Regions from separate parts of the Homo sapiens genome. Here region 2 is linked to region 1. A link is an interaction called in ENCODE POLR2A ChIA-PET data of the cell type or tissue named here. Cell type or tissue: PC-3. All regions are shown on one strand.

Evidence for each region. Peaks named below come from ENCODE experiments on the same cell type or tissue, not always from the same donor. Only the 100,000 strongest peaks of a DNase experiment are listed, where the experiment ranks them.
Region 2: POLR2A ChIA-PET joins it to region 1 with 6 read pairs; 1 of 35 experiments calls an interaction of 5 or more read pairs at or near these places.

Annotation. Positions count from the first base shown.
Region 1 is chr2:189,128,954-189,131,453 of GRCh38, reverse strand. The region is part of intron 1 of COL5A2 (collagen type V alpha 2 chain); the gene reads left to right. Among named protein-coding and RNA genes, the nearest start is that of MIR3129, 2.9 kb to the left of the region's middle. In PC-3, no CTCF peak of the experiment used is centred here; a DNase peak (open chromatin) is centred at 1,273; H3K27ac peaks cover 2,500 bases.
Region 2 is chr2:189,190,657-189,193,156 of GRCh38, reverse strand. It overlaps a transcript of COL5A2 not described here. Among named protein-coding and RNA genes, the nearest start is that of COL5A2, 12 kb to the right of the region's middle. In PC-3, no CTCF peak of the experiment used is centred here; a DNase peak (open chromatin) is centred at 1,136; H3K27ac peaks cover 982 bases.

The sequences.
Region 1 (2,500 bases):
ATTAAACAAATGTTAAATTTTCTCAGCGAATTTCATATTTTCGTGAAATTTTTACAATGGCTTGAGCAGTTTAAGAAGAAAAAAACCTTTTTGATGCTTTGCATTTTATTTGCTGGGAAATTACCTAGGCAAAGAAACTTATTGTTCCATTTTATGAACTTTACAATTCACTTAGCTGTCAAAGTTATTTCCGGTAACCCAAGAAAGAACTTGATACCACTTTTTATGATGACAGGACTTAAAGATGACATTTATTCCAATAAGAATCGTCATTTGAAAATACTATGTTATTTCCCTCAGGTCTCTGCTCAAATTCTACTTTATTTGTGAGCTTGTCCCTGATTATTCAAAATTAAGCTCAGTCCCCGCTCTCCTCTCAATTCACTTTTCTCCTGGAGCTCTTTGTCTTTACCTTGCTGAATTTTTGGTAACACTTCTTGCTACTAGACATATTGTATGGTTAGTAAGTATAATATTTGCTTATTTCCTGTTTCTTTCCACTAGAGTATAAGCTCTTTAAGGACTAAATCTTTTCTGTCTGTTAACACTTATATTTCTAACATTGATATGGTGCCTAAGATATAGAAGGTAGTCAATAATGTGTTGAATAAATAAAAATAAATATATTAAGCATTTGTGATGTGACTTGGGCTTTATAAACTAAATTTTTCACAGGCACTTGTGTAAAAGGTAGGTTTGTAGACTGGTTTATACTCTAATATTTCATTTGTAAAATGGAATGGAAACTTATCTGTGTAGAAGAGATACTAGATGCTAGCTAGATCTGTTTGAAATCTTTTCAGAGCCAAGGTGGCTATTTAAATATGGTGGCAATACTCTGATTTTATTTCCTCATTTCCCTTTTAGTTCATGTGGCTACAGTGAAGACCCACTATGTCCTAGATCCCTTGCTAGGTGTAAGGGGTACAGCTATGAACAACACATAGATACCCTGCTTCAGTGGAGAGTAGCCTAGCTATTAAAGCAAAAATTAGGAATAAATATGATGAGTGTCTTTACAAGTAAATGCCCTTTTAAATTGAGCACATATTAGGTGCTCAAAAATCATTGTTAAATAAATCAGTAAATAAATTTGTAAAGAGGCTGTATATCAAAACTCAAATCCTGACACTTACTTCTAGAAGTCTATTTCATAGACTCACCTCTTAAAATATCTCAGTGACTAAAAGGATTTGGAGTAAATAGTCTAAAAGCATACTCATAGGTTCTAACCACAAAATACTTCCATCTTCCCACAAATTACTAAAGGAAGGAAAATTCTCATGTGAAATTAGACAAGACTGTTTCTTTCAGAAATAAAAGTATTCAGGAATGTGTTTGTCCGTTGCCCTATCACCACAATCCAGGGCAGTGTCTGGCATGGAGAAGACAGAAAACGCATTTTTGTTGAATCAAACTGAAGGAATATAAGGAGGGAAAAAGATTTTAGTTCTATGGCCAAAAAGATTTCTAGAATATCACAATACAGACATTTTTAGCTAACTATTAATTTATTTCATCTTCCTTTGCTTCAAGGTCACATATGCTCATATAATTTATAACTGCTGCAGGCAGAACCATTAAGAGAGCACAATTTCAAACAAGTGTAAGCCACATGAGGGCATAAACTTTATATTACGGTAAACCTCCCACCACACAGTCTTTAATGTAGCTGCATAATATGTGTATTTGGTAAATGGCTGAATTATAATCCAACCTCTTCCCCTAAATCTTAACATGGATGAAGTTTAAATGGATGTATGATACAGATAAGTTGCTCTTCAATTCCTAATTTGAAAATGATTTCCTAAATCATACACTATAACTTGTCCCTTTTGAAATCAAATAGGTGATTTACAAAAGTAAATGTCACCTAGTACCTAGTAGCTTTTGCACGTAAAAGAGAGATTTTAAAAGATGAGAAAAAAGGAAATTTGACATAAAATTATTATTTTATTTACACCATTTTCTCTTCATTTCTGAATAATTCAAGGAATGTCCCAGAATCATCTCTCAAAATAGAAGCTTGAAAAATCCTCATTGAAAAATCAGTTTTCAAACATTTTACATATTTCATATTGAAAAACATGGATTTTCAGATTTCTTTAGCAAATCATTTATGGGCTGGGCCCCTTTTAGTGAAATGTAAGGAGTTTTTCCTGCCAATTTATAAAAGCATAGAAAAACAGGCTGAAGACACAGCTGACAGCCTTTCGGCTTTAGTATCGCTAGCCATCTGTTTTCTATAAGGTAGTTGTTTTTTCTTGTTAAGTTCCCCGTGTGAAATGTTTTTCTTTTTTTTTTTATTTTTGGTTTGTGAATTCTACCCAGTGATAAAACTCACCAGGGGACCATAAAGGCACAAATGGAATCTGGGAGAACTTTGAGACTTCTTATATTCACACCAGAATCTCACTTTACTAATCTAAATCAGAGACTTTTTTCCATGGAGATTTGTTACCGAAATACCAGAGTCCTAATTGATTAAAGCAATTTTAAT
Region 2 (2,500 bases), 62 kb before region 1:
AGAGACTGGGTAATTTATAATGAACAGAAATTTATTGGCATGGTTCTTGAGGCTGAGAAATCCAAGATCAAGGGGCCAGCATCTGGCAGGGGCCTTCTTGCTGTGTCATCCCATGGCAGAAGGTAGAAGGGCAAGAGAGGGTGACAGAGACAAAACAGGACCAAATGCGTCCTCTTGTGATAAGTAGCACTCTTGTGATAAGTATCACACTCTTGTGATAGGAATCCTCTTGTGATAAGTAGCACTCTTGTGATAAGTAGCACACTCTTGTGATAGGAACCCATGCTTGAGATAAAGACATTAATTCATTCACAAGGGCAGAGCCTTCATGGCTTAATCACCTCTTAAATATCTTAATTCTTAATACTGTTACAATGGCAATTAAATTTCAAGATGAATTTTGGAGGAGACATTCAAACCGTAGCACTGGTTTTGTCCTTTTACCCATTGAAAATACACTTTTAATGTCCAAAAATAGCTTTGAGACTTCATATTGTTCATACTTAAGCAAAAAATTGAATAGGGCTCTTCTCTATTTGTATTGAATCACTCTTTATATGTAGGTAAAATAAGTAATGAGAATGACAACATATTTTATTAATTTATAGAATTTAGAAAACTTATTCATGAATGTTCCTGTAACAATACTTGGAAATATTAAGGGTCTTTTACCATTTCATTATGCAAATAAGGAATTGGGCTCGAAGGACCTATGGGGTCGTCCTCATGTAAAGTGGTTAGTGAGAGGCTTTTAGGACCAAAGCTCATGTTTCCCAAAGACCTACTTCCAGAGAGAATATTCTGTAGAATAGTCCTATGAGAAATGTCACACTTCAGGTTCTTAATGACACAAGGTAAGTTTTTGTTTCCTTTTTTTTAACTTAAAATTACTTTGATTATATTAGGTATTCATTTCCTTTTCTTCAGGATTTGGAATTTAGAACTATATGTTGTCTTTAAAGTAAAGCATTTTACTTTACAGATCTGGTTAACCCTCACAGATTTACATAAATGAGGAACCTACCTGTGTGTATCTTCCACTTCTCTGCTGTGTTGATGCAGGCTGCTGAAAAAGATGACTATTTTGAGATGAACTTGGAAGATAGGTTGAGGTTGTTATGTGAAAAGCAGAATTCAAATCTATGTATGGTTACTGATTCATCCACATTTCTTCTTGAGCTATGTCTTTTGGAAGCAAAGATATGGGTGTGGTTCTACAATAAACAAAACCATGCAGAGTAGTAGAAGTGCTTTTTTTTTTTTCTTACAAGAGTAAAGATGTGGGGATATTATTGATGTCTCTCTGTGCCTCCCTCAAGACACAGCATTCTGAAGAATCCAGTTCAGTAGTTTATTAGCTTAGTAAAATCATAAAAAAATAAAAGTACTCTGAAGTATAATGATAAATATATACATTATCTTGAAATACTGGATAGACCAATAAAAGATGAAAGTATTGTTAAGGTTGAGATTCATTGCAGTTAGCTTTATTTATTTATTTATTTTTTGAGATGGAGTCTTACTCCATCACCCAGGCTGGAGCGCAATCTTGGCTCACTGCAATCTCGGCTCCCTGCAATCTCTGCCTCCCAGGTTCAAGTGATTCTTGTGCCTCAGCCTCCCAAGTAGCTGGGACTACTGGTGCCCCCCACCATCCCTGGCTAATTTTTGTGTTTTTAGTAGAGATGGGGTTTCAACATGTTGGCCAGGCTGGTCGCGAACTCCTGACCTCAGGTGATCTACCCACCTCAGCCTCCCAAAGTGCTGGGATTACAGACTTGAGCCACTGTACCCGGCCTATTGCAGTTAGCTTTTAAAATATTTCCTGGCATTTTTCTTACCTCCTTTACTGTAAATTCAACATGCTTTCCTCTTAGAATTTGAAGATAGGTTTTTAGTCCCTGCTGTTGTAGCTGTCTTAACTCTGCTAGGCTACTAACCAATTTCTTTAAGCCACCTGAGTGGTTTTTTTTGTTGTTGTTTTTTGTTGTTTGTTTGTTTTTTGTTTTTTTTTTTATGGTTTCCCTAATCTCCCTTCAGGCAATCTTTGTTGGAGTGCTATTCATTTTCTGAAGCTCTGCTTAAATCCTATCACATCCAGAACCTCTTTCCAAGTTCCTTGTGACTTCAAGTCCTTTTATCATACGCTGTTCTCCTATTATTGTTCTGTGTGTTTGTATAATAGAACTCATTCCTTTATTATGTGTTAGATATCAGTGATTGCGTCTATTACCACCAAACCACGTAAGCCTTTGGTGGGCCAGGACAATATCCTGTACATATCTGCATTCTCAAAGTAATCTCTCTAACAAATGTGCATTACATTGATTTGCATATAAATCATGTAACTTTTGAAACCAAAACCCCATCTTAAGAAGGATGAGCATATTAGGATGAATAAGTCACATTTGAAACAAGGGTGTGATGACTGATGCTCATGCATTAGGAGCACAGTAACTTCTTAATTCTTCCTGCTATTGATAATTTCAGTGTCCCAAAT